4 separate regions of the Homo sapiens genome follow, and regions 2, 3 and 4 are each linked to region 1. A link is a contact called in ENCODE Hi-C or POLR2A ChIA-PET data. All regions are on one chromosome and are shown on one strand. The core of a region is the stretch at or near the end of the contact, and the rest is flanking DNA. Distances in the headings are between cores, read along the strand shown.

Evidence for each region. A loop is a pair of places that touch in the nucleus more often than their neighbours do. ChIA-PET counts read pairs that join two places held with the same protein, here RNA polymerase II (POLR2A). Pooled maps may share reads with other maps.
Region 2: a loop to region 1 is called in a map with no recorded cell type, with 11 times the contacts of the local background. The contact joins two enhancer-like sites. A Hi-C loop is called at or near these places in 1 of 37 single-sample maps with no recorded cell type and 2 of 50 pooled maps. POLR2A ChIA-PET finds 5 or more read pairs at or near these places in 1 of 52 experiments (T-cell).
Region 3: a map with no recorded cell type shows a loop between it and region 1 (6-fold over the local background). The contact joins two enhancer-like sites. A Hi-C loop is called at or near these places in 2 of 37 single-sample maps with no recorded cell type and 2 of 50 pooled maps.
Region 4: a loop to region 1 is called in a pooled map, with 2.2 times the contacts of the local background. The contact joins two enhancer-like sites. A Hi-C loop is called at or near these places in 6 of 168 maps with a recorded cell type or tissue (CD4-positive, alpha-beta T cell, CD4-positive, alpha-beta memory T cell, Calu3 and 3 more), 1 of 37 single-sample maps with no recorded cell type and 9 of 50 pooled maps.

Annotation. Positions count from the first base shown.
Region 1 is chr4:81,048,585-81,055,471 of GRCh38, reverse strand. It overlaps BMP3 (bone morphogenetic protein 3), which reads right to left. Exons shown (of 3, transcript NM_001201.5): 3 at 1-2,127. The coding sequence ends at 1,936. Among named protein-coding and RNA genes, the nearest start is that of BMP3, 21 kb to the right of the region's middle. RefSeq lists a silencer at 3,145-3,194. Within about 2 kb of position 3,141, at least 2 of the 41 ENCODE cell types and tissues checked have a DNase peak (open chromatin) inside an H3K27ac peak, as active enhancers do.
Region 2 is chr4:80,056,622-80,063,508 of GRCh38, reverse strand. The region is part of intron 3 of ANTXR2 (ANTXR cell adhesion molecule 2); the gene reads left to right. It also overlaps the pseudogene LOC124900918. Among named protein-coding and RNA genes, the nearest start is that of ANTXR2, 13 kb to the left of the region's middle. Within about 2 kb of position 4,613, at least 7 of the 41 ENCODE cell types and tissues checked have a DNase peak (open chromatin) inside an H3K27ac peak, as active enhancers do.
Region 3 is chr4:81,647,159-81,654,045 of GRCh38, reverse strand. No RefSeq gene overlaps it. Among named protein-coding and RNA genes, the nearest start is that of RASGEF1B, 180 kb to the right of the region's middle. Within about 2 kb of position 2,350, at least 4 of the 41 ENCODE cell types and tissues checked have a DNase peak (open chromatin) inside an H3K27ac peak, as active enhancers do.
Region 4 is chr4:80,459,065-80,465,951 of GRCh38, reverse strand. All of the region lies in intron 2 of CFAP299 (cilia and flagella associated protein 299), which reads right to left. Among named protein-coding and RNA genes, the nearest start is that of CFAP299, 130 kb to the right of the region's middle. Within about 2 kb of position 3,236, at least 4 of the 41 ENCODE cell types and tissues checked have a DNase peak (open chromatin) inside an H3K27ac peak, as active enhancers do.

The DNA.
Region 1 (6,887 bases), core at 1,892-4,391:
TTGAATCTTTAATTTTATGCTACTGTAAGAACTAGAAGAAAGCATGGTAACTCAGGCACCAGAACTTCACTCATTTTTTTTAGAACTGGTGTGTCTCACTCACAGAATTAACACACACCCACACCAACATTTGTGTACCCCAAGGTGTCAAAGAGCTTCTTTTCATGAGTTATTCTTTTAATGGGTTTGCAATAAAATACCACTTAAACCAAAGCGAATGCCATACTAATTTACAAACAGCGAAGTATAGGATGTTCTTTCATTTAGTTTATTAAAAGAGGGACTTACAGTGTTTTTATATCTATCACTATCATTCCTTCAAGGAAGACGGGTGTGAAATAGCTGGAATTATAAACTTAACCCTTCCAGCTCATGGCCAGCCTCTTCATTTTACCAGTGAGGACACTAAAGACACACAGGTAACACAGTGCCTTTCACAAAATAGATGCTCAAAACATATTTATTAAATGACTGAACCACCATAATTAGCTACAGGCAGAGACAGAACAAACTCCACGTCTTCTGATACTGCACAGCCTCCAAAATGGCTGAGATATTTCTAAGTATCAGATAAGACGGAACTAAAATGAGGATTAACCACAGATTAACACCAACAATGATCTACGGCCTGAAAGCATTTCCATCACACAAATAAATATAGTGAGAAGAAGGATATTGAAATAATTTTGAAGACTAAAGTTATAAGAGGACACATATATGTATGTGACACATAGAAATGGAAAGCAAAGACAAACAAGTGTCTATATTTGATTCCCATACCTGACGAATAATGTTTTGTAAGCTTTGCTAACTTGTAGATTTCGTGACTGAGCCAAAAGCCCTGATCTATGTGAAAAAGTGCCTGACTTAGATGTGACTGAAGAATGATATTCAATATTTGGTTATGGTTAAATTGGTCATTTAAGAAGATCTTCAATATTCTACCAGTTTTTGGGCCTCAACATCTACCAATAACTTCATAGGAAGTAAAGGCATATCAGGAGAATTAAAGAGTTAATGGCTTTAGGAAGGATTTTTAAATTCAATTTAGAATAAATAAAAGCATTTGTGAAAAAGAAGTACAAAAGAGGAATTACACTTGTGTTTTCAAAAACTAGGTTTCTGATTCCTTTTTCTGGTAGGAAATGAAATGAAAACAACTGTATTTGCAATTAAATAGCTGGGTCAAGTGGTAACTCTCTGTATATGCTCTTGAATTATTCTATCATATTTGGCAAAGTTCTTATAACTGAATGGTGTTTGCCAAAATACAAAATTAAAAAAAATAAAGAATCCTGTGTAAACTGAATTATAAAACCATATTAAGCAAACCATCCTACAGAGGGCACAGGCACCTGGCGCATGTACGCACATACATACACACTAACGCTCAGCATAAACTTTCCATTACACTTAGACAATGACTTGTGGAGGAAAAACAAGGATAAACAAGAGTCTCAAGAACTTAAGAAAAACATCAGAGTTGATTATTTAGCACTTTCTCAGGATTCTAAGGCAATAAGCCTAATTCAAAACGCGAAATTGTTCTCTATTTCCCATTAGTCATTAAATGAGATAAATGACAAGCTATTGCTGCTTCTCCATTCTGTTTTCAAAGAACATTACAAAAATAAACCAGTGTGTTCTCTAACAGTTCTAAAAACAGTTTGATAAGTTGTTGTGTTTGATTACAAAAAGAGAAATAGATGTCCATATTTACTAAAAATCTTGCTTTAAGTTACATTCAGAAACAAATACAGTTCTTTTCCTTGGTGGCAATCTTCAGTCTATTTGCTCATTCCCCTCTGACTATAGAAATAATCTTTTGAAACAAAATGCATTGGCAGTGCAAAAAAAAAAAAAAAAAAAACAGGAAGAAGTCCATAAAAATAAACTAATGATTGAATTAAGCATTCAAATGAGTTCTTTGCCAGGTTATCTGCAAGCGCAAGACTCTACTGTCATGTTAGGGTATACTTTAAGCACTACATTCTTATTTTCATCAAAGAATAAAATACTGAGTGAGGACATCTTTTCTGGTACACAGCAAGGCTCAGGAATCCCAGGAACGACCCCCACAGCTCTCACTATACTCTGGATGGTAGCATGATTTGATGGCTTCAAAGACTAGAGAAAGAAATGAAAGAAGAACACATATGTTAGGTGGAACTGCGTTTCCACTCCTCAGTCCTCATTACACAAAATGCTTATCTAATGAATTTGTTTCAACAATTTAATAAAACCTCTGGCATCATTATACATTAAGCCCAATCGCCTATCCCACCACTACCAAAATGGTTATTATTTATTAAGTGCCTGCTGCATTCCAGGCATATTATATGTAGTATCTCTAATTCTCACAACAAAGCTAACATTTCTTACATTTTACAAAGGCTCAAAAAGCTTAAACGACTTATCTAAGTTCAAATAGCTTGTAAATGGTAGAGGATTTAAACCAAGTTATCTCAGCAAGAATCATTTAATTACAAACAACTTAGCCCCCAAACATGGAATTAATACACTCTACGGTGTTTTCAATAACAGGATTGAAACAAAAAATGATTCGTTATTGACCCTACATTAATCAAAATCCTAACAAGCACTCTATTTAACAGAGATACATTATTGCCACTGCTATATTGATATTTAGGCATTGTTGTTAAAATAAAACCAAGCAGGTCAGAGGGGTATTGATTTATTTAATTTAATAGTTGCCAAGATGGATTGGATGGTTACTATTCCACTATGTAATTATTCAACTCTCCTTAGAAGTACAAACTGGGGGGTAAGAAGACCACACCATTGGCCACTGGGGGTCACTGTTGCTCCACTGGTTTAGAATTAGGCATGGAGTTGTGTTCTAAGAGTGGGCCACGTCCTCTGGGAATTCCCTCTGGGAATTATGAGGGCCTAAAGTTATCCTATGGATACCAGAACTTTCACCAAAGAAGCCTGAGTAAGAATCTTTTCCCTGAGAAAATGCCAAATGGGACCACTAACATTCATGTGAAGCATGTGGTTTTATTTAGAGAACCCCATACAGCTCTGCTCTAGCTAAAAGTACTAAAGGAACAGTCATTTTTGCAAGTCCAGAATGTTAGGTATTGCCAGAGTGGTAAGAACTTCCTAAGAGATGCCCCACTGTGCAACACCTGTGTTTCTCGATTCCTCTTTTAGGCAGGTGAAAGTAGTTTTGTTTTAAACACATTGAGAAACAGAAGTTTGGTAACTTGCCAGAGACCAATTCAGGAGTAGGACTTTGACCAAAACTTTCGCTTTTTAATTTCAGAACTTTGAGCCATGTTTCTCATGGCTCAGAGGAACCCCGCCCCAGTGGATTGGTATTTTAATTTCAAACTCCTAAAGCTCCCAGCATGGGAAACTGGAACAAGTTAAAACTTTAAGGGTATATACAAACCAAGGGAGAAGACAATAATATAGAAAGCAGGCATACTCTTAAAAAAAAAAAGAAAAAAAGGATTATTTTTGGCAGAGAAAGGTTAAATCTCATCCCATCTTTTAATATCAATGAAATAAAATCCATACATCAGACTTCAACTTTATTGTGATTAGGCATAAGTAACTAAATAATTAGACTTAATGATGGGCAACTGTTCTTACTTTTTTTTCCTAGAGATTTTCAGTATATGTTAAAAAGACTGGTTAACTTTGAATTAATTAGCTTTAATTCATTACAAAGCAAGTTATTCCTCCCTTGAGGAGAGGAAGTCCATGCTGTTTTATTTTGCACATTGTATGCCCTGCATCACCAATAATATCTGTGTAACTTACACAAACTACAATCAGTATTGTACAACAAATGTCAGTAGCCATTGCTTGTTATTGCTATTGGTAATTTCTAAAGAAAGCTTTTGCAGCCATCCACTTTTCTCTACTGATTTAAAGTTATTTTTATGACTCAATAATCTAAATAGCTTGTCATAAAGCGAAAACTTTTAAACTAGATTTTCCAAAATTATTCTGTTATTTTAATGTTTAATGACTCCTATAATATTTGAATTTTATACAAAGTGGATCAACTTAATTAGATGAGACCTTGGGTGCTAAATTCTCCTGTGCATTGCTGTTCCTGAGCACCTAGTATAATCTAGGCATGGAACAAATGCTTGTTAAATGGATGAAATACTTAAAAGAAACAACATACCCTCCATTTTTATCCATTTCTGTGGAAATAGTTCCTATCAACACAAATACAAGTTTCTGTGCAAATGACCTGGTGTAGATATGGATAATATTCATGGGTGTTTCCTAGGAAAATTCCTGTCCTTTTTTTTACAGCTTCAAGTAACAAATGATAGATTCAGAAACTATGAGTATATGAGTAGTCTCTAGTGGGCTCACTGGAATTTGGACAGAAGCCCCTGATTCTGCATTGGTGTATCTTATCAGGAACCTCTCAGATTACTAGGAAGTTTCCCCTGCTTTTTTTTTTCTCACTATGAAATCCTCTGATCAACCTGCCATTAACAGAAATAATTACATCGTGCACAAAAGATCCATCCGGTAATTTGCTGGTGTAAAGCATATTGCCAGTCCGGAATTTCTGTTTGTTTCTGAGTTCAGGTCATGTTTCTCATGACTCTTTATTAAACAAGTTAAAAAATTAATATATCAATTACTAATGCATATCTGTGGTATTTGCCTTACCAGCTCTTTCTAATGAGGGTGAAGCACGACTTCAATAGCAGTTAGGTAATTTTTTGCTTAAGTAACTTAGCACATCAAGATTTAATGTTTTTGGAGTTCATTTTTATGACCAGAGATTAGAATTGGAAGATTCAGGAAATTAATTGAGGTTGTATCATTTTGAACGCATTAAATGTGAATTTCTTCTTTGTATGGAATACTTGGTTCAAAGTGTTTAGATTCTTTGCTGCCTAATTCTATGTGTTTGCTATTTATAGCTTTTGCAAAATTCCTTGAAAAAAAAAAAGCAAAACTAACTTCTCTTGGATCTTTGTCAGTGACAACAGCTCAATCACTTTCATTTGAAATTTCTGTTTTCCATCTCTTCTAAGGTGATGAGGAGAGGCAAAGGTATAGAACTTGGCATTAACTGTATGGGTATTTTTCATCTCATGGCAGAATTCCAAGAATCTCTCTCTGGGAGAACAGATTGGCTGTAAGGGCTAGAAATCAGAAAAATCCAAACTGCCGTGTCTGTGAATGAAATCTACAATGGTCAGGCCTGCACCTGCCAAGCCGTGTATGATGTCCTCGAGTTGAATTTGATTACAAATGCATTAGCAGGGGAGAGCATGTCATCAGCTAAGAGCCTTCATTCCTGACCTGGGCCATGGAGTTTTACTCCACAATTCTTCCAGTCCAGCCCACATGGGTGTGATAGCCCAGAAACTATCTAATTGGAATCAGTGAAAGGGCAAAGCCTGGAATTTGGGAAAGGCAGAAAGAACACAGCTGTTCTGAATTAGAGAACAGGTTGTCAACTTTTGCAGACAAAAAGCCCTGCCATATAGAACACTCTTTGGCTCAGGAGGCCAAAAGAAAGGAGGGCCAACAAAGCAGTCTAGCCTGGGGGAACTTTCTCTGGGGCAAAAACTATATCTAAAGTCTGAAAGGTCTTTGGCACCTCAGTTATTCCACATGTTTTGTACTGATCTGACCAGTGGCCTTGATTCTCCTCTGTTGCTTAGACTATATTTTTATTTACAAAGTTCACTCTGGTTGCAGTATTGGACACGGTGCAGATAACAGGGATGTTTATTAATTACCCCTAATGTAGCAGCTTCATTTGGCTGCATGTTTCCCATCTTTTTGGTCACCGTACCACTTGAAAGACACAAGGCGTGGAAGGCTTAAAGGGAACCACTAGAAAGCTTTAAAAGTTAAACAGATACACACAAGGTGATGAGAGATTGAGAACTCTATGTAACAGCCAAACTTCCACTCTCAACTTGGCAAAAGGAAATCTGAAGCTCAGAGAGAAAGCTCCACACTTATCCCTGTTATGTCTCCCTGGAGTTCTGATGCCCTTCCAAGTTTTGACAAATATTATGATGAGTTCAGTTGCTGCAACTGATGCTCTCCTGATTCTCTTACTCTCCAAATAAACCTCCCTGGAAGAGCTCACGGGCGGTTGAATGCAAAGGGAGAAACCTATTTTCAGCTTTGTGATGTTTGAAAAGGGACTAGAAACATTTAGAAAACATTTTCCTGCCTTACAACTTTTATTCTCTTGATCTCGTTTCCTATGTAGTCTTTCTTCAGAGTCCTACGTTTGCTTTTCTTTCTCCTCAGTCTCAGAAATGGCCGTGAATAATAATGCCAATAACAGGTATTTATTGATAACCTACTATGTGCAAGGTGCTCTACTGTCTCATTTTTCCACTGTTTTTGTTATATAGAAACTATTATTTTTACTATTTACTATTTGACCCATTTCAGACTGTAAAAATAACTTGTAGAGAGTCTGAATAACTTCTCCAAAGAGTCATAGCAGGTAAGTGGTAGAATCAAGATTCAAGTTAAAAGGATTTGACTTTTATTTTTGCTACTCAAAGTGCAATTTGTGAATCAGCAGCATCTGCATCACCTAGGAACTTGTTAGATATGCAGAATCTTAGGCTCTACTCCTATATCCACTGGATCAGAACCTACATATTAACTAAATCCAGGGCAATTTGCCAGGACATTAAGGTTTAAGATGCCCTGCTATGACCAAGCGTGTACATTTAATTATTCTTCTGCACTAACATACTTCTCTCCTTAAATTTATTTCTGCTATTTTTACCTTATTCCTCATCAATTCTTAAATTATTATTCTTTAGATCACTGAGAAACATGATGGAGCTCTTCTGAAGTAACAGCAGGTTTCGGAACAGTAAAAGCAGGTAGAACCAATAAAT
Region 2 (6,887 bases), core at 3,364-5,863, 990 kb after region 1:
TTCACAATTTTAATTTATATATATATATGTGGTTTGATTTTATTTCAACAAGAATGTATTGTTTATAAAAAAAAATGCTGAAATTAATGTTACTATCTTGGAATCAAAATGGAATTCAGAGGTTGGAAACAAGAAGCATTCAGGAATAGAGCATATTCAACCATTACTATGGAGAGTCCTGAGGTTTTTTGTTAATGAAAGGACCAGAATTGGACCTTGGGTGGAATAGGCATAGGAGCTACATACTAGCTGTGTGACTTCTAACAAATTACTCACCCTCTTGCTGCCCAATTCCTGGGCCAGTTAATAAGAGTGAATTATTCCTACCATACAGCAATCTTGAGAAAAGTATAATGTGTGAGAAGGACTAACTAAGGTTCTACACATAAAGAGAACACAATGGGTATTTATAACTTTATCAATTCACTTTTATTTCTTTGCTTCTATCGCCTACCTGCAACTAACTACCTTTTAATTTTTTCTCATTTATAGTTTTTCATTTTTTTTCATTTTTCTTTTCTTGCTGTTGCTTTGATGATTGCATAGGAAGGAGGCCAAGGCTAACATGGGGTTTGGCAGTTATCAGTGGACACCATCCTTATTTTCATCATGATGTATCAGGATTCGAGCAGATGTTTAAAGAAATCAAAGGACTATGCTCAAAGTGACACAGCTAAGCAGCTAGAGCCAGGGTTCACACCCAGGCCTGATGCTGTGCATGAGCACTTCACCACCGCACTGTATTCACACTCTCTGGGTTCTCCTTCTCCAGTTTTCAATCAGTCAGAATTAGTCACAACTCAAAAACATCGTCATTCCCTAAATTTATTCTATTCTTAAAAACCAGTGAGGGGGTGAAAAGATGAGACAATAGTTGGGTTAGCTAAAAAAAATTCCATTAGGCAAGTATTTACTCCTGTTTTGAAAAGTCTGTTTTGGCCACACATTGTGCTAAACCTGAGGGGTCCAGGCAGGGCAGCAACTCAGATTTTAGTGATGGACATGTTAGCAGTCACTTTCGCTGAAGTCCCACATCTGTTTTATGAGCATGTTCTAGAAAATTAAGTACATTGTTACTCATGCCTGGGAGACAGACCTGGCACACGGAAGTGGTAAAATGCAGGGGTTGATTTTTCATGATTTAGTAAGGCAGTGAGTGGGAAAATGGAGTAAAAGTATGCAAAACGCAGCAGGCCTGAACTTCAGGTGTGAATTGAGTACCACATTTTGGTAGGTGCAGGCCAAATTGGAGAATATTTTTGACAAAATTCAGATTGTACAGGGTATTTTGTGAGCAGATATTTCTGGATCTATGACTGCTACCTTGGATTTGCTGGTCTGGACTCTGGACCACAGAAGCCTTGGCCTATGTTGGCATTAGAATGACATGTTAAATAAACAATAAGCATATTTTACATAGACTATAGTAAGATACAGCTAAAACCCATTAGTTCCCAAGATTTTAGAATGTATTAGCAATAGCAATGTGTGTCTTTAGAAAAAATCTTTCACTCATTTGAAACCTTTAAACAATTTTTAAATTGAGGAACTTGGTGAGAACAAATTACTTGTTAGAGGTTCATCCGTTAAGCAGTATGTAGGGCAGTAGTATATAGTAACACAGTTAAGTAGAGCAGGTATATATGAATGAACATATTTCTCTTCATACAGTTTTTTTCTATTTTTCTTACTCAGGTTAATTTTGTGGTTTATTAATGGAAGGAGACAATAAAAGTATCAAAGTTTACTGAGCAGTTACTATATATTACATATTTTACTAAATTCTTCATATGCAATAGCTCAGGTAAAGTACAATTCTAAGTGAATTCTAAGTGAATTATAAATCATTAGCAATTTTGTATAGTCATAAATAACATCTTGAGAACATTTTCGTTTCATATTCTACTCAATCTATTAAATTTTACCCTAAAAGAAACATTTCAGGATGCTGTGTAATTGGCTAATTATCATAAAATCCTTATGTATTGCTACATTTTGTTTTGGAATTACTGTTTATTTCAAGCAGATTAAGTCTGTGGCTAATAATCTATTGAGAGTAAAGAAAATAATTTACTTATGATATAAATACCTATAGTATTCCTGCAATTATATAAATTGGCATTTGACAACATGAGTGTGTGAGGCTTTTTGTTTTAGTGGTAGATTATTTCTTTGGTGGCTTCCAATGAAGCATAGAATACACACACACACACACACACACACAGAGGCACACACACACTTTTTACTTTTTAAAATCTGGGTCTAGGCCTACGATTTATTTACTTCAGTCAATAGAATGCAGCAGACATGAACATGAAACTGCCAGTTTGAGTTCCAGGCCTAAGATTTATTAAGGCATGGTAGTTTCCTCTATTGTTTTCTTGGAAACCATCTGTCATATGAAAACTTTGACTACTCTGAGACCACCATGCTAGGAAGAAGCCCAACCTAGCCATGTGGAGGAGAATCGAGACTCTGGTTAACAGTCTTAGCTGAACTCCTAGGCAACAGCCAGTATCAGCGCTGGCACCGACTTGCTAACCATGTGAAGGCATTCCGCTTCTAGCCATTCCAGTGGCTCAACTGGCAGCATGTGAAGCATGAGAACTGCTCATTCAATGCACAGTGCCATGAGAAACAATCAATTTTGCTGATAACCACTAATTTTGGGGTACACTAGACTCCCCTTATCTGAAGGAGATCTGTTCCAAGAACCCCAGTTGATGACTGAAACAACAGGTAGTGCCAAACCCTATATATACTATTTTTTTCTATACATACATACCTATGATAAAACTTAATTTATAATTTAGGCACAGTAAGAGATTAACAACCATAACTAATAACAAAATAGGACATTTATAATAATATACTGTAATGAATCCTTACAGTGGCCCCATGGGGGAGATATTTATATTCCTATTTTATAAATGAAGAAACAAGGTTGAGCTTGGAACTAATCTCTATTCTGTCTATAAGCTCATGCACATCTTCATCCATACCATCCCAGAAACTATTTATGGTTTAAGAGATTATCCTATTTACCCAAAACTCTCATACAGAAGCAATGACTGGCAAAATAGGTAATTCAAAACGCATTCCAATAACACAAGAAAGTTTTAAAATTAGGTTAGATCAGAGGTTCTTAATCCTGGCAGCGCATTAGAATACTCTGGGGAGTTTTCAAAGGCCAGTGATAACCCTGACCCAACACAAACATGTGAATTAGAATCTCTTCAAATAGAGTCCAGAAGAGCTTTTGAAAATCCCCTCAAATGATTCCAGTGTACAGCCAGGGTGGAGAACCACAGTGCATATATAGAGCTTTATGTGAGTGACCCCTGGACTGAGTGTGAGGAATTCTCACATCACTGTGTAGAATCACGGTGTTCACATACAACAGATGCTCAACAGATGAGTGTAGACTCATTGACTGAAATCCTGAAAGAGCTTTGAAATCTGGAAAGTTAAGACAATGTGCATTGGAAAGTTCAAGTACTGTACAGACACATCGTAGAAAGAAAAAGTAGGAGATACTGAAAATAAAATTATGCCTTCATTGTTAGTTGGTCAATTCAGGATTCCCTGCAGACTGTTTTATGACACCATGATTTCAGTCTATCTTTATTTTAGTTATAATGCCTTGCATACCTTCCACATCCAAAGTGTTTCAGAGAAAAGCTACTGATATGGCACAGTGCATGGCAGTTGTGGTGGCTATTTTCCCTTCCCTTCCTCACTCCTCTCCTCTTCTCCCCTCTCCTTCCCTTCCCTGCCCTTCTCAGCAAAGAAATTAGGGAGATACAAATAGAGCTGAAAGTGCTAATTTCATACATTAAAAAATTAGCCAAGCCTGGGCATAGTGGCTGAAGTCTGTAATTCCAGCACTTTGTAAAGTCAAGATGAGAGGCTTGCCTGAGGCCAGGAGTTCAAGACCATCCTGAGCAGTATAGTGAGACCACATCTCTATAGAAAATTTAAAAGTAGCCTGGTATAATGGTATATGCCTGTAGTCTCAGCTACTTGGGAGACTGAGGTGGGAGGGTTGCATGAGTCCAGGGGTTTGAAGTTGCAGTGAGCTATGATTGTGCCAGTGCACTCCAGCCTGGGTGACAGAGTGAAACTCTGTCTCCAATATATATGAAGCCTCTAAATGAAAGCGAGGAAAACACCATATATATATATATGGTGTTTGTGTGCCTCCTCTCTTTCTCTTTTTCCCTCCAGTTGATAATGGAATTTGGTCCCCCAATTCTCAATTAAAGAAAACCAGGGCTTTAATATAACATTTTGTTTGTTCAATTCCTGTCTCTTTCAAAAAAGTATTTGAGGCTGCATAGAAATTAATAGTGTTGCAGAAAATTAATAAAATATAAAAAGAAGAGTGCTAAAATTTTGGAAAAGGGGATGAAACACTATGATAACCACATGAACTTAACAGAATTTTGTGAATGAGTAAGAAATTTACTGTGGGCTTCCCCAGTAGTCAGGACAAGAAATAAGTTTGCATGGTTGTCAAGTGCAGAAAAGAGGAAGTACATAGCAACTACTTGGGGGTGACAAAGAAACTTCTGCTTTGAAATGTTATAGGGGACGATGCGTGTCATGACAGCAGCATCCTTGACAACTGCTTCACAACAAATACAAAGTAGTTTCAATATTGCTGTTCCCTGTAGTTGAAGACATAACTTGAAAGCCAAACTCAGTGAAGCTGATCTTCTAAGATGTTGAATTCAAGGAGTTGAACTTATCTTTATAACATAACCTTTCTTTCTTCTTGTTCTTAAAATTTTAGTCATTTTCGCTTTCATTTAGAGGCTTTTTTTTTTAACATTACAGTGGGGATGAATGATTTCTGTTTTTAACCTACCACATTATTTTGCTTTTTCACCGTTAACTGTTTACCAATTGAAAAACTTAATATTTATTTTCAGTTGCTTGGGATTCTTCAAGGGTCTGAGATCTGTCTGCCCTGTCTTGTTTTGGCCTTTGTTTCCCCTAAAGTGATACCTTGTTGATTGATAAGAGGCTGACAGACTTCAGGTAGTTACCCTGAAGGGAGTACAAGGCCAGGACTCACATGTGTTTTTCTTGGCTATGGAAAAGGAGCACTTTCCTCTTAGGATCATGCAGCTGCAAAAGTAATGATGGGATTGAGTGGAGCTTGGAATCTTATGGTGCAGGTATAGGTACAGATAGAAAAACCGCAAACTGCTGTCTCTCTTCCAGTGTAATAAGCTAGCAGATACCTGACTGTACAAAAAAAAACCTTGAATCCACGTTTGGGAAGTTCCTTTAGCTTAAAGTCTTGTGCTGGTGTTGTCTGGGACTCAGCAGCAATGGTGAGCTGATTTGAACTGAATGGAGAAGGCTGTCTTATGCAAAATCTGTTTGTGTAAACTTGCATTTCACTTGTTGGCAGCAAACACTAATGCTCAAAGACACACTGCCACTCATTTCTGAAAAGCACCAAATATTTGACTTTTATCTGCATTCAGACACAATCAGTTTCAAGTTGTTTCTGTAGCTATCAAACGTAAATATTTTAGATACAACAAGCTTATGAATTACATAACTTATGCTATCATCCTTGGAATTATAATTTTTTTATGATATATTGAAAAATTTATTGAACACTTACTTTGCAAATGACATTATAATAAGTACAGAGCAGGGGAATACAGCATAAATAAAAGACATGGTAATAGCCTAATGTAAACTTTCAGTGTAGTTGAAAAGTGAATATTTAAATTAAATTAGTTAAATTATTAGAAAGTTGAATGTTTTTAGGAGAGAACTTTTTTTTATTATGGTAAAACATGAATATGAGTATGACTAGAAAGCTTGGGGTGACTCAGAATAAGAGTGTAATGAACTTAAAGAATGGTTCAGAATAGGTAGACTTTAAACCAAATATTTAAAAAGACAATTAGCAAGAGTTAATAGAGATGAGTGAACCAGGAAAGAGAAGGATTAGGGTCATACCTTGAACATTGTCTTCTGTTACCTGGAAACTTTATGAGATGGAAAACTTGCCTGATAATATTTTTTATTGCGATATAAAAATACAATCAAGAAGTTACTTTTAAAACGTATATAAGGCTCTGGTGAATGGATTATTTATTTCAATTATTTGAAACACAATATTGCAGCATGACAAAATGTTTTGAAATTATTTTTGACATATTTTATAACCGCATGTGATATAAACGTATACACACATGTACCTATATAAATGTTGTGTATGGCCCCAGTAAGTTCCTTGATGTTAAGATGATACTTCTTACAATTAATCTCCTTCATCTATCATCCTCAGTAGGAGTGAGTACTCTTCATGTGTTATTTACAATTTTCTAATTCAGTTTATCATTTCAAGAATTTTACATTTAAAAAGGCACTTCTTATCACTTCTCAGCCTTTTGGTTAAGATCAAGTGTAGTATCCATTCTCACCAGTTTAAAAAGGCATTTTTTTTGCTTCTATTGAAAAAGTCTGAAAACAATATCTTAAGATATCTTCTTATCTTTTAAATTTATTATAAAACAAGTTTTGAATTTAATTTGGATAATTTTGCCACATTATTTTACTTATCTTTTAAGATAATTGGTTTTATTTATTTTCGAGAGGTTTCAAATCTATATTTTAAAAACTCTAAAAATTGGGACTTCCCTTAACTGATACACATAAAATAGCTCTTAATAATATTGTAGTCATACCCCATTTAGACAAATTCAGTTGGGATAGTGAATTAGTCATGATGAAAGAAATTATTCTATAGTTTTTAATTGCTTTCATTCATAGTGTCTCTTCCAAGGATTCATTACCTTCTAATTCATCCATCTATCCATACATTCATCCATCTATCTATCCATCCACCTATTTTTTCA
Region 3 (6,887 bases), core at 1,101-3,600, 600 kb before region 1:
AGTATTCAAAATCTACCTTATGATCCTTAATAGTAATGTACTCCTTTTGAAGTGAAAATAATACCCTGTTGGCACACCCTTTGTAAGAAAGGTACTTTTTAGTTATATTTTCCATAGTGGAAATGGATGTATTTTTTCTGTTTTTCACCCTGAGGTACAGCAATCCCAAGGGTAATGGCAAGGTACCTAGGACCCATAGGCTAGCAGGAGAAACATGGCACATCTTCCTAGAGCATTAATTTAGTCAATGGCAAGTATTTTTAACCTTTTTCTTTAACATTATAGCACACATCAATATTTATAGAGTACAATGCAAAATTAGAATAAAATTGTTAAGATAAATAGAAGTCTTCAAAGAAATCACCTGCTTGTAACTGAGTGCTTCAGACTAACATCCTCAAAAGCATACTACGTCTTTTTCAGTTCCAACATGCTGATTCACCTGCCTTCCCACATACGTTCACTCTTCTTTGCCTTTAAAGATAACTTGATGAAAACAATTAGATAAAACGTGCCTTAACCTTTATTACACTCTCTGGCCTTTTCTCTTCCTAAAGGTGTCATGTAGAGGAAACATCTTGGGGTTTGGAATCACTGAGACATGAGTTCGAAACTTAAAACCAAAACTTTCTAGATGTGGGACTTCCATACTGTGATCCTCAGGTTTTTTAGCTGTATAATGGAGATGTTATTGGGTATGCCATAGGCTATGTTAATGATTAAATGGGAGACATGTGAAGTACCAAATGCGGTATGGGGGGCATAGGCAGCACTAGAGACATGAGAGTTGATTGTGATCACATAAATCACAATTACTTATTTGTCAGACGGCAGGCAGAGGTCAGGGGCATGGGGTATGGCCAGGGAAAAGAGAAAGTTATTGGTCCAAGAAGGGTTGCCTCATGTCTTGGCTTCTGGAACATTGAAATAAGATGTAAGAGTGAAGGACACATATGCACACACACACAAACACACATACATGCACACACATGCATGTATACACCCATATACACACACTCACATACCTGCACTTGTGGGGAGAGGGGAGAAGCAAATAATAGGTGAGAAAGATTGGATCATGGGAGAGAGGCTTGAGAAGCTTGAAGCTTTTGAGACATGAGGAGTATGAATCAACCTGTCATAAGAAGACCAAGAGTCATTTTTCCATCTTGTTTTTTCCCATCAAACACTAGTTTATGTGTAAAAAAGATAAGGAAACAATTGGGATATGATTTTTTTTTCTCCCACAGACACTTTGTTTTAACTCTAGTCTTTATTTCTTCTCAAAACAACTGTGGCAAAACTGGTTATTTGTGATGTCAAGATCAGAAAATACATAGTGCCAGAATTTTCGTGACTCTTGGATTTTGCCCTAAATTTGAACTTTTTTATTTTCCAGTTTGTTTTCCCACTTCCTGTTTCCATGGCCAAGAGCTTTAAAAAGATCAGAAAGTAATTATCATATAATACTAAGCTCATAGGAAAAATGGTTTTATGAGTCAGGTGCAAATTAATCAGAATTACATGTCTTAAAACATTTTCAGGAGGCTATATATAACTTTTCAGGCAAAAAAATGGGTTTGGTTCATCTGAGCTGTAGAAACTACAGTCAGTTGATGAAACCAGCCAATAAATTCCTATACTCTGTGTGCATTATGCTTGTAAGTGTCTCCCACACACACCCACAGTGCAGGAGGCCCAAACAACAGTTCTATGTGGATCCCCCTTCAGTCTGCCTCTTCCAGGGAAGAATTGAAGAGAAGCCAATTGTTCTGAAGATCAGAAGAGGGTTGTGCTTGGCTGCTGGCCTGTGGAAGAGAGAGAATGAATTCCATACCCTCCTCCAGAGAAGATATTCCGCCCACCTCTGTTCAGCTGCCACCTGCAGCTCATGCCACTGATCTCACCACACTTTAGGAATGAGAAAATAAGCGTCCCAGTATCACCTCCTCTAGCTATGGAGAAGATGACTTCATTCTATCTTTCAGTAACATTTCCGTGAGTTTCTTGATTAAGCCTATAAGGAGTTTTGACATCTTTATACTTAAAATAATTTTAATGTTATTTCTAAAAATAAAAATATCGAAGATAAGTGAGAACCTCCCTGAACTGCATCCCCTCATGACTGTATCCTACTTTTCACTCAGATATACTTCTCTGGGCCTCTCTTCATTACACCTTTTGAGAATATTCAGAGATATCTACTCCTTTAAGGAACTGGAACTGGTTGGAGGTGACAAAGCTCTCAGACATGCTGACTTTTTTTTTCTTCCCTGCTAAACATCTCTGAACATTGCATCACAGCCAGATCTGCCATGGTACGTTCTTATCTAGCTTAAAGGCATCATTGCTGGCCTGCCTTGGAGAGAAGACCCACTGATCTTCTCAACAGTGTATGACTAAAGCATAGAGGAAGGAAAATGCTGACAGTTGTGATTAAAGACAGGGGTGGTTTAAACTGGATGCAGGTAATTGTCAGGGCTAAAAGCTTAGGCTCAATGAATCATGCTTTCCTCAAAGAGAACTCATTAGTTATGGGGCCCTTAGGAACTTGTTCTACTTTATGGAACCAGGATAAGGTGAAAAGAGAGGTATGGAAAGGGGAACTAATAAGTACCTTTTGAGCATTAGCTTACAAAGAAACTGTGGGTATTTGCTTTCACATAGTAAAGAGTTAGATAAATTTGCTTCTCTACTGAATTGACTGTCATTTTATAGATACAACCATAATTAGGATCATTTGTTTTCATGATATGTACTTTTGGATGACAATTGTCAGTCCAGAGGGTCAATAACTGAGGCCAAGAGCACTTGGCATGTGGAATGAATCATTGGTGCCTATCTCCCTTTTAACAGGAGAGATAAGTTGAGAATTTGAGGCTAGGTGCGGGATTTCCTAAGACTCTTCCTAGCCAGGGGCAGTGGCTTACAGAATGTGTTAAGTAGAGCATTTCCTCATTCAACAAGTATTTACCGAGTTGGGCACTGTGCTAGATGCTGGGAGTAAACAGAAGAGGCATATCCCTAACCTCATGGAGTCTCTAGATCAGCAGGAGGGAGGCACATCAAATATTTGCCCTGGCAGCTGGAACACCCAGACTTTCTATGGGCCCCCACCAGCTTCAGTAAGAGCTCTGGTTTCTCAACTGTCTGTCAAGAGTGTCTTCAAAGTCTGGCTCACTGGCAGGCTGTATCATTATCACCTGGGAAGCTTGTTTACAATGCATATTTCTATGACTAATCCCAGTTTTAAAAAATAAAAATCTCTGGCTTTTTAGCAAGCTTTCCTAAATATTTCTGATGCCATAAATTCTATCTTTGCACATTTTAACAGTGAGTGATAAGGCTTTACAATGTTTCTGCAAGAGGGAACACATGAGAAAGTGTGTTGGTTTGTGGAGAACACTAGATTTGTGGTTTCCAGATGCAACTTTAAACGTTGGTTCCTCTAGTTACAACTTTGTTTTTGAGTCTTAATTTTTTCATCTTTTAGCTTATTGAAGGGTTCATGTAATAGTGCCAAGTCCAGAGTCTGTGCTTACTTCTTTTGGCTTCTGTATTTAATTAGTAACTAGTTACTCATAAACAATGTTAAAACAGAAGCCATTGACAGGGAGAAGAAATTTGTAATATTTGTAAATAATAGATAAAGTACTATTGTTCACAATATATTTTAAAAGAATTTCTACAAATCAGTAAGCAAAGACAAATAACCACCTAGAAGAATGTGCAAAGGATGTGAACAGGCAAGTCATAAAGAAGGCAATCTGAACCGGAACAAACTCAATAATTTACAAGAAGATGAAAATTAAAACAACACAGGACACCTTTTATTGTAATATGTCAGACTGGCAAAAATTAAGACATCTGACAATATTGAGAGTTGTCAGGATGCGGGTGCAATGGTACTCTCCTGCGTTACTCTTGGGAATGTAATTTGATAGACCCACTTTCAAGATATACTGACATCATCTAGTAAAATTCAAGATTTAATACTAAAGTCTCCATAATTCTACTTCTGTATATATACCCAACAGAAACTCTGGTGTAAGTGCACAGAGTCATATAATACAATCGGTATTGTAGCATTGTTTGTAAGAGTAAAGAATTGGAAACAATCTAAATGTCCATTTTTAGAGGAATATTTAAATAAAATGAACAGTTGAAAGTAATGACCTACATCAACTGGTTATATTTTAAGAACATTATGTTGAGTGAAAATAAGGAGAAAGAACACTCAGTATGAATCATTTATATAAACAAAAAAGAACAAAAATAATATATATTGTTTTCTGATGCATGTTATATATGTATAATTTTTAAAACTGAGAAAGAACCATACAAAATTTATATATGTTGTCAGAGAAGGATAATGGAAAAGGGATGGGCTGAAAAATATGTTTGACTATGTCTGTCATTTAATTCCATTAAAAAAAATACCAAAACCTGGAAGAAATACAGTCAAATGTTAAAAGTTGTTATATCTGGACCATAGAGCTACAACTGTTTGTTGTTATATTGTTCTTTGTAGTTTTCTGCAACATTCATGCTTTTGAAATTTTTAAAAGGAAATCAATGACCCTTCATTGTTGCATAGCTGAAGAAACTATTTGGGTAGATGAGATGGTGGTTGCTAACCTGGAGTGCAATGAGTGGTACTGGTATATCTACTGGCTAGGGGTTCTGGGGTCGGCTGGGGAGTATTGGAGGTCCCCAAAAGACTTTCAGGACCCACCCATGGAGAGGAGACCCCAAGAATATGAACCATGTTGGTAGTATAATTGTATTTGTTTTTAATGCTCTCAGCTACTGTTTATGTAGACAGTGAAATTACCAGTCAGAGACCCAGAGAATAAATAGCTCTTTTTCTTCTCTTCCACATCCCCCCTTCTCACCCTACGCCTGCCTGTGGTTTGGCAGCCACAGTTGACTGCTTTACAGTTGGCTGCTCCTCTTGGTTTCTATTTTATCTTCCTGTCTGGTAGGTGGTTGCTGTGGGAGTATGAAGGAGGCAAGCAAAGAAGAAAAGAAAGAGAGAGAGGATGCAATTGACTCTAGATAAAGAAGAGCCATTTCTTGGCTTTTCGTTCAAAAGATCAGGTTTTATGATCTGAAGAAAACATGACTTTAGAGATGAAGGTACTGGGAATTCTAACTTCTAGGTGCCTGAGCAGTTTTGTAGTGACCCTTAAGTTCTTTGCAGCCCGTCCTCCAGAAATGCTGTTCATGCACACACATACATACATACATACATACACACACACACACACACACACACACGCAAATTCCACTCCTGCCTCCTACACTTTAGTAAAACCCCCAGCTTGTTTGGACAGCATCCACATCTGTGAATGGAAACCAGTGTGTTCAAAAGAGTAAAGCAGAGGCACCACATTCATTTTAAAGTGCTTCCTCATATGTACATTTAACTTCCAACCTCCAAATGATACAACTCAAAGAAAAGAAAGGGTTTAGCTATTTGTCTTTACAATGAATATGTTGTCAAAAGACCTTTGGCATTGATATACCACATAGATTTTTTTCTTCTTCCAAAGAAGGTAGGTGTTTCTAGATTCCATCCTGCTAGAAAAGAGATGCCTTGGTATAGTATAAAGCAGTGGTTTCCAAAAAGTGTGGTTCCAACACTAGCAGCATCAGTATCGCCTGTGAACTTGTAAGAAAGGCATATTCTTGGGCCCTGTCTCACACTACTACTGGTTGAAGGTACAATAGTCTGTGTTTTTAACACGCCCTGTGGGTGATTCTGATGCATATTAAAGTTTAAGAACCTCTGCTATCAAGAACCAGCACTAAGCCAGAAACTAGAAGAGAAAAATTCAGGTCTCAACTCCTATACTTAGCATCTGTGCCACCTTGAGCAAATAACTTGTTAGGATTAAGTGTTTTTTATTTAGCATAAGCCCAGCAACTGTTTAGTGAATAAGTAATACCAATGAAAGTTCTCTGAAAACCATTAAGTCCTATACAATTTAAGTTCTTATTGTTGTTATCTCATCTGGGGAGCAGTTTTGTTTGCTAAAATCATATGCTCCAGTTGAAGCCTCTTTTCTGCTTCTCTTTGAAGGTGTCTTTTTACCATCCAGGAAGAGTTGCCAACTTTTGTAAATACAAATAAAGGATATACAATTAAATTTATATTTCAGATATACCACAAGTATTTGTTTAAACATACATGTCCCAAATATTGAATGGACATCGTCGTCCTAAAAAATGACTTGTTTTTGACAAGTCCTATATTTAATCTGGAAACTCTACATCTCTGAGGTCTTTTGTTAAGGTTAGGGACCAGGTTTTATTGATTTCCAAATGCTTATGTATAAGAAGGAATGTCTTAAACAACCAGTAACAGGAAATCTCACAGTGGTTTTAACAAATAGAATTTCTTTGTCTTACACAGCAGGTAGTCTTGCCGGGAGGTGATTCTAGGAAGGATTCAGTGGCTCAAAGACATCAAGGATCTTGTTCTGGGTTCCTGTGATTCTCTTGGTCTTTCTTTCATTGTTACAAAATGGCTGCAGTGGCTCTAAGCCTCAGATTCTCACAGAACTTTCTTGTCAAACAACTTTATAACATAGTCAGAAGAATAGTTTACTTCCAAGAGTCTTTCCAGCGAACTGGAAAAATGTCTAGTTTTCCCAGTCTCTAGATTGGAGTTAACCAAGGTGGGAAGGTTTGGGAAGCAATTGGGGTAGCTAATTGAAAGTGTCTTCCAGTGTTGACCCAGCATCTATTAAGTGCCTATTATATGCCAACCCCTGTGCTTAGTGTTAGAGAGACAGAGATGTGTAATGCAAAGTTCTTGTCCTCCAGGAGTTTATAATTCTACTCAGGGAGACAGATATGAGTCAAATGAATTGATATTACTA
Region 4 (6,887 bases), core at 1,987-4,486, 590 kb after region 1:
TTGGGGTTGTCCAGCTGCAATCCTCAGGGTTGTGAATGTTAATCACATGTAGTGTTTATTCCTTCAGCATTCCTTTTCTTGTTGTTTTCTTTGGGACCGTCTGCTTTAGAAACCCAGCTCACGTAGGTTCAATGAAAGAACAGCTCAAAGAGTGTTAAAATGTTGAGGACAAGCTCCAAAATGTGTTGGAAGTTTGTGATTCCTTATGTTTGTGTGTTTGGTCTGTTTGGTTTAGTTTTTTATTGTATGTCATTCTATTTCTCTTTTGGTTTTTTTCTCTTTCACTCTTCCAGGGCATGGGGTACATAGGGGTTTGGGAGGCCAAGGACCTATTTTAATTTCTCATAATATAGCAAGAGTTTTTAGAATGTGCACAAGATGGAAGGCTAGTGAAGAATATAGGAAGTTGTAGCACATGCATGGGTCCCTCACCGCTCCCCACAGTACATAACTGCAGGTTGCTCCTGGGATCTGTGGGGCATTGTGGAATCTGCCTCTATAACCCTCTGCAACCTTCTCCCTCTTGTCTGAGGTGACAAACCCTGCCCTTCTTTTCTCTGGCATTCCAGGGCTCTGAGACTCCTGAACAAAAGGAACCTCACTTACATCACCCTCCTCTCCTGCCAGCTTAGTCTGTAGTTCTGTTTAGAAGTTTTTATTTGATTTGTTTACTTATGAGTTTTCTAGCATTTTTAATTGAGTTATCCAAATTACAGTATCATATAAAGTAGAAATGTCAAATTCTATTTTTCTGTTTTCTTGACTTGCATCTGCTGGGAAGCAGGTTGAATACATACAATGAAAAGGGTAGTAATTTAAAAAAAACAACTGGGATTATTTAATAGGTTCCACACAGAAGAATTATATTCTACACATGCCCAAGAATTATAACATTTATCCTTATATAAATTATAACTAAAATTTGATTAATTCCTTAAAACAAGTAAGCCATGGAAAGTTAATTTTAACTGGAATTATAAAATAATTTATAACTTTAATACCATTCGTAAAGCATTATTCTTATAGAAGAGGAGAAAAATCCTGTCAGAGTAGAATATTAAATAACTTAAAAATAAAAGACATAAAAATATTCACTGAAATTCACAGGATCCTTGTTTTTCTATTAATTAATAATATTCCAGATACTTTTTTAATATAAAGCTCACTAGATGTCAAAATATTATGACAAGGTACAAGAAGCTATAAAATTTCTGGAGTTTACAGGTTGTATGTCATTTGGTCCAACTCACAGAAAGCTGAACACATTTAGAATTTATTAAAATGAATTATTTTAATACTACTAACTTTATCTACAAATGGCAAGAGCAAGAAAGAGTGTGTTTAAAAGGAAAGGTTAGAAAAATAACAGAAGTAAAACAAAAATGAGAAGTTTGCTAGTTTGCAGTTTATTTTTTAAGCCTTTGAAGTTTGGAATCCTGGATGAGATACTCCATCTGTAAAGCTCTGAAATGTTAGAAGCAAAGTTTTAAAAACTGGAAAATTAAAAGACACTCATGGCTATACCAGTTAGCATTTCAATGTTTTGAATGGCCAGTGAATGTCATCTTTTCTTACTTCCAGGTAAAAACATCCATTTTCTTAGTAGAAGCACAAAAGAGTAAAATCCATAGAAAATATAGCATCTAGTTTAATGTGCCTTGAATTATGCAACTGAGTTCCATTTCCTTTAGCTTCAGTCCTAGCAATGTAAGTAAATATTGCAGCAAGCAATTGGCGGTACAGTGATGTTAAGGATCTAGCAAACTTCCACATTTTTGGGGAGTTATAATTTGGTCTTAACATTTGTTTCAGGCTTAAACTTGGCATAGAAGTTCTTGATTGGAGAGTGCATTTAAAAAAAAAATTTACAAAATAAAGTCAAAATGAGTTTTCTTGTTATTTAGTCAAAGACAGCCAAAAATAACATGATTTTGGCTGAATATGGATACTTTTATGCATTTCTATTTAAAATCAGTTTTAACTTTAGAAATGAAATGTTGCAGACTTTTGTGGATAATGAAGAGCGGGTCCAGTTGGCAGAGCTTGAACGTTTGTGCATGTGAAGTTATACATGGAGTAATAATATTTCTTACTTATAGGAAAACATGACTTCAGTGAACTTCCCCTCTGTCTAGTATAATGTTATGGACTGAATTGTGGGCCCCAAAATTCATAGGTTGAAGCTCTAACCACCAATGTGACCTTATTTAGAGATAGGGCCTTTAGGGAGGAAATTATGGTTAAATAAGGTCATAAGGTTGGGACCCGAATCTGATAAGACTGGTACCAATTTTAGAAGAGACCATGTGAGGTCACAGCAAGAAGGCAGCCATCTACAAGCCAGGAAGAAGGTGTCACCAAAAACGAACCCTAACTGCACCATGAACTTGGACGTCTATGCACCAGAACTGTATAAAAATAAGTCTGTTATTTAAGTTACCCAGACTGTGTAGTATTTTGTTACGGCAGCCCAAACAGACTAATACATATAATATATGAAGAACTAGAAGGACCTAGGATCATTTCAACTAAATATTTATATGTAATCACATTAATATCATTTTTTGTTCATAAAATTCTTCACAGAGGATCCTTTGATGATATGTTCTTTCTTTGTGTAATTTTGCAGCATTCATTCTTAACTGACTCATTCTCATGTAGTGTTTTTTAAAATAGCCATTTGCTATAGGTGATTTTTAAAGTATTTCTCTTCTTGAGTGTTTAGGCTGATGTTTCCTTTGTTTTATAAAAGTTTTAATAAGTCTTGTGTTAAAAAGACATTAAAATTAAAAAAAAAAATCATTTTATTTGATTGAATGTTGCCCAGAAACAGGTTTTAGAGTTTTCTTCTGCCCCAATCACTGTTTTGGGGAAGCAGGCAATTTCTTTTCAAATATTTGCAACTACAAAACAAGACGATGTTCATAGTTCTCATTCTACTTTCAGTTTCATTTGGGTATTCATCTAGTCCTGATTCTGTTGTCTTGAGGGGTCAACTTCTCCTGTCCTGCCCTTACTATCTCATTCTCCAATATTCTAGACTGAAGTAATATGATTTTTTTTAAAAATCCCCTAAAATTTCCTATATATGCTGTTATTAGGACTTTGTCATTCATTGAGGAAAAAAACTAGAAAGAGGAAGAAGTTTTGCTGAGTAATAGACTAATGAGGGCCCTTTGGGACATGTTGAATTTGAAGCATCTCCAGATCACCCATCTCTGGATCACGTGGTTTGGTAAACAGATCTGAAGCTGGGCAGAGGTTTGAGCTGTTGTAAATTGGAAAAGCAAGGGTGGGATGAGATCACTTAGAATCTATGAAGACATAAGAAAGCAAATGAGTATGACTAGCAATTAATAGGCAAATAGATGGGGGTGGGGAAGGGATAGGGAGATAAAACCCAAACTCTGTGTCAGAGAAACATATTGGGGTGGAGGTGGGGAGTGACAACAAAATTGTATTTGTCAGAGAAAGACCTGAGGAGTGCTGGTTTAGCTTTTTATTAACTACAAAGTCTTTGTTGACGTTAGCAAGAACAGCTTAGTGGGGCAATGGGGACATAAGTCTAGCTGTGGTGGGTAGAGGAGTAGATTACTATAGTCTGCTCCGCCAGAATGGTTGCTCATGAAAGGAAGATAAATACAGCAGGAGCTAGAGGAGTATAAAGGTAGAGGGAGGTTTATTTACTTCATTTATTTTTTAATAAGAAGAGAATTGACTGACTATATACTAAGGGGAAAGTGTCAGTGAAAAGGAAGATGTTGAAAATACAAGAGAGAAAACGCATTTATCTTCTCATTTGAGACTATGGTTTTGAATGCCCATTTGTCTTGTACTGCACTAAGTGTTGGGGATCCAAGGTTGGATTAAATTAGCATGGTTACTGCCCTTTGGGAATCCCAGGATGGCCAAAGGATTTAGATTGGTAAATGAGATTAGAATCCAAGCGGAGTCATAAGCCTCAAGAAGAAGGAGAATGAGTTCCTCCATGGAACTGGGGTAAAGTGGTCATGATGAACACAGACATGTTTATAGATGGAGGGAAGTGGGCAGGAGTTTGAGGAAGTTCATACTTCAAGGTCTTTTCTAATTCTGTGATATAGGATGCAAATCCATATGTCCAAGTGAGGAAGTTCATAGTGAAGTGCAAAATAATAATTGAAGAAAATGAGAAAATGAAGCATTATGAAATACAGGATGATCCCTGAATATAACTGGTAAACCACCTAAAGTTTGTAAACCAAAAATAACATTCTAAGCACCTCAACCAACTGAATGGACCACTCCCTTAGCCAAGGGCATTCTAAAGTAAACCTGAAAAACTAGTTCAGGCCATAATGGGAATGGGTGCTCAGACATGCCTCATTATACATTCCTCCCTTGGGAATTCAGGCGCAGATGACCAGCAATTAACACTAAAACAGAGACCTTAAGGCTGACCAAACACTCCTTAGCAGTAAGATACCAACATGACAGACAGCAGGCCCTGAAAGAAATCTAAGTATTTTACCCCAATATATTTTGCCCAAAATATATTTCTTTGACATATCCAGACAGCAGACCCTGAAAGAAATCTAAGTATTTTATCCCAAAATATATTTCTTTGACATATTTTGAAATGGCCCTGTAAAGCTGTCTCTTGTGGGGAAAATCTACGTTCTGTAGAGAACCTCCTTTCTTTTTCCAGGTCTCTTCTTTGATCCAAGAGAGAATTAACTAAGAGTCTGGTATCTTTTTAGTTCTGCTAAGAGCTCTAACGCCTGCTACCTGGAGGCTTCATCTGCATGAAAAGACCAAAATTTCAGTCTCCACACCCCCTTATATTAACCTAGACATTCCTTTCTGTTGATTCCGGGTCTTTAGATAATAACTCTTTCAACCAATTGCCCATCAGAAAATCTTTGAATCTACCTATGACCTGGTAGCCCTTCCCACCTTTCTGGATCAAACCAATGTACATCTTACATGCATTAATTGATGCCATATGTCTCCCTAAAATGTATAAAATCAAGCTGTAGCCTGACCACCTTGGGCACATATTGTCAGGATTTCCTGGGGCTGTGTTATGAGCCATTGGTCATTCATATTTGGCTCAGAATAAGTCTCTTCAAATATTTTACAGAGTTTGACTTTTTTCTTTGGCAAGTTGAAGGTGGTAGATTTTGGGACAAATCCACATAATCGTGTGAATTTCTCCTTATATTCAATGGCAAACCAAGTATGAAAGAGAAAAGGCAAAGAATTGGATTTATCTTTGGTTACAATAACACTAGCTACACTAACAAACTTAGAAATATCAGTGGTTAAACACAACAGAATATTATTTCTTACGCATAAAAAAATCATCAACTAGTAATCGGATTGATTCCATGAAGGCAGTTAGGAAGCCATTAGTGAAGTTTTGGCCATCTTCAGCATGCAACTTTCATGAACATTTTGGGTGCTGTCATTCAGCAGATGAGGGGAGAAAGTGCAGGGTCTGGCCAGAGGTTGATAGCACATATAACTTTAAAAAAATTTCACCCCAAAATATATAATATTTGTTTGACATATTTCAAGATAGCTATTTAGAGTCTAAAAACACAAGAATAGCTAAAAGGTTGCCTTTTGTGAAGATTTGCATCTGTAGAGAAAAATCTGCATTGGTGAAATAAACAGCCAAGCTTTCCCTGGCACACCGGCTCCCCCTACCCCTCCTACCCCAAACTCCAGTGTCCAGATATAGGAAAGATTGGCTTGTGGAAGAGAGAGAATGAGAGTCTGACACTTTCAGGAGTCTGACAGAAACTTACTTTCTGAGCACTGCTACCTGTGAGGTTTCATCTGCATAACAAAACTGCCTTTGCCAGCTAAGGCCTCTCTTCTTCTCTCTCTCACATCACTTGTCTTGCCATGCTTCAAGCCCCTATTCTTTCTGTAACCTCAAGATGGTATAAAAACATCAACCATCTGGTTCTTTAAATTTTCATATTTTGTATAACTTCCATACACACCCTTGCATATTAATAAATTTTATGGCTTTTTCTATTAACCTGCCTTTTGTCAGCTGATTTTCAGTGAACCTTCAGAGGGCAAAAGGGAAGTTTTTCCTTGGCCTCTACAGTTTTGGTGCTGTGAGCAACACAATCACAACCACCCTGCTCTTTTGGAAGCCACAGTCAAGGGAACTCTGGACCTAACAAGCTGGCAGAAGGGTAAGAATTTCATACCAGTTAGATTTCCAGATGTCTGGTTGTGGAATCTGGTTGAGCTGATGGTAAAAATCAGTTTTTCTGTTTTTTTTCTTCATTAAGTTTAATATTGTTAGTGGCAGTGAATTTGTACAGGTCTACAGCAACCTGAATTCTTGCCTCGTCAGAAGAAAGAATTTGACTGAGGGGCATAAGGCAGAAGGAGAGACCAAGGCAAATTTTAGAGCAGGAGTGAAAGTTTATTAAAAAGCTTTAGAGAAGGAATGAAAGGAAGTAAAGTACACTTGGAAGAGAACAAGTGGGTGACTTGAGACATCAAGTGCACTGTTTGACCTTTGATGTGAGGTTTTACATGTTGGCATACTTCCGGCATCTTGCATCCCTTCTCCCCTGATTCTTCCCTTGGGGTGGGCTGTCTGCATGTGCAGAGGCCTGCTAGCACTTGGGAGAGTTTGTCTTCATAAGAAGCCTGGCTGGATGCAGTGACTCATGCCTGTAATTCTAGCACTTTGGGAGGCCTAAGTGGGAGGACTGCTAGAGGCCAGGAGTTCAAGATCAGCCTGGGCAACATAGGGAGACCCTATCTCTACAAAAAACTAAAATTGTTTTAATTAGCCAGGGCACGGTGATAATGCACCTGTAGTCCTAACTGTTAGGGAGGCTGAGGTGGGAGGATCTATTAAGCCCAAGAGTTTG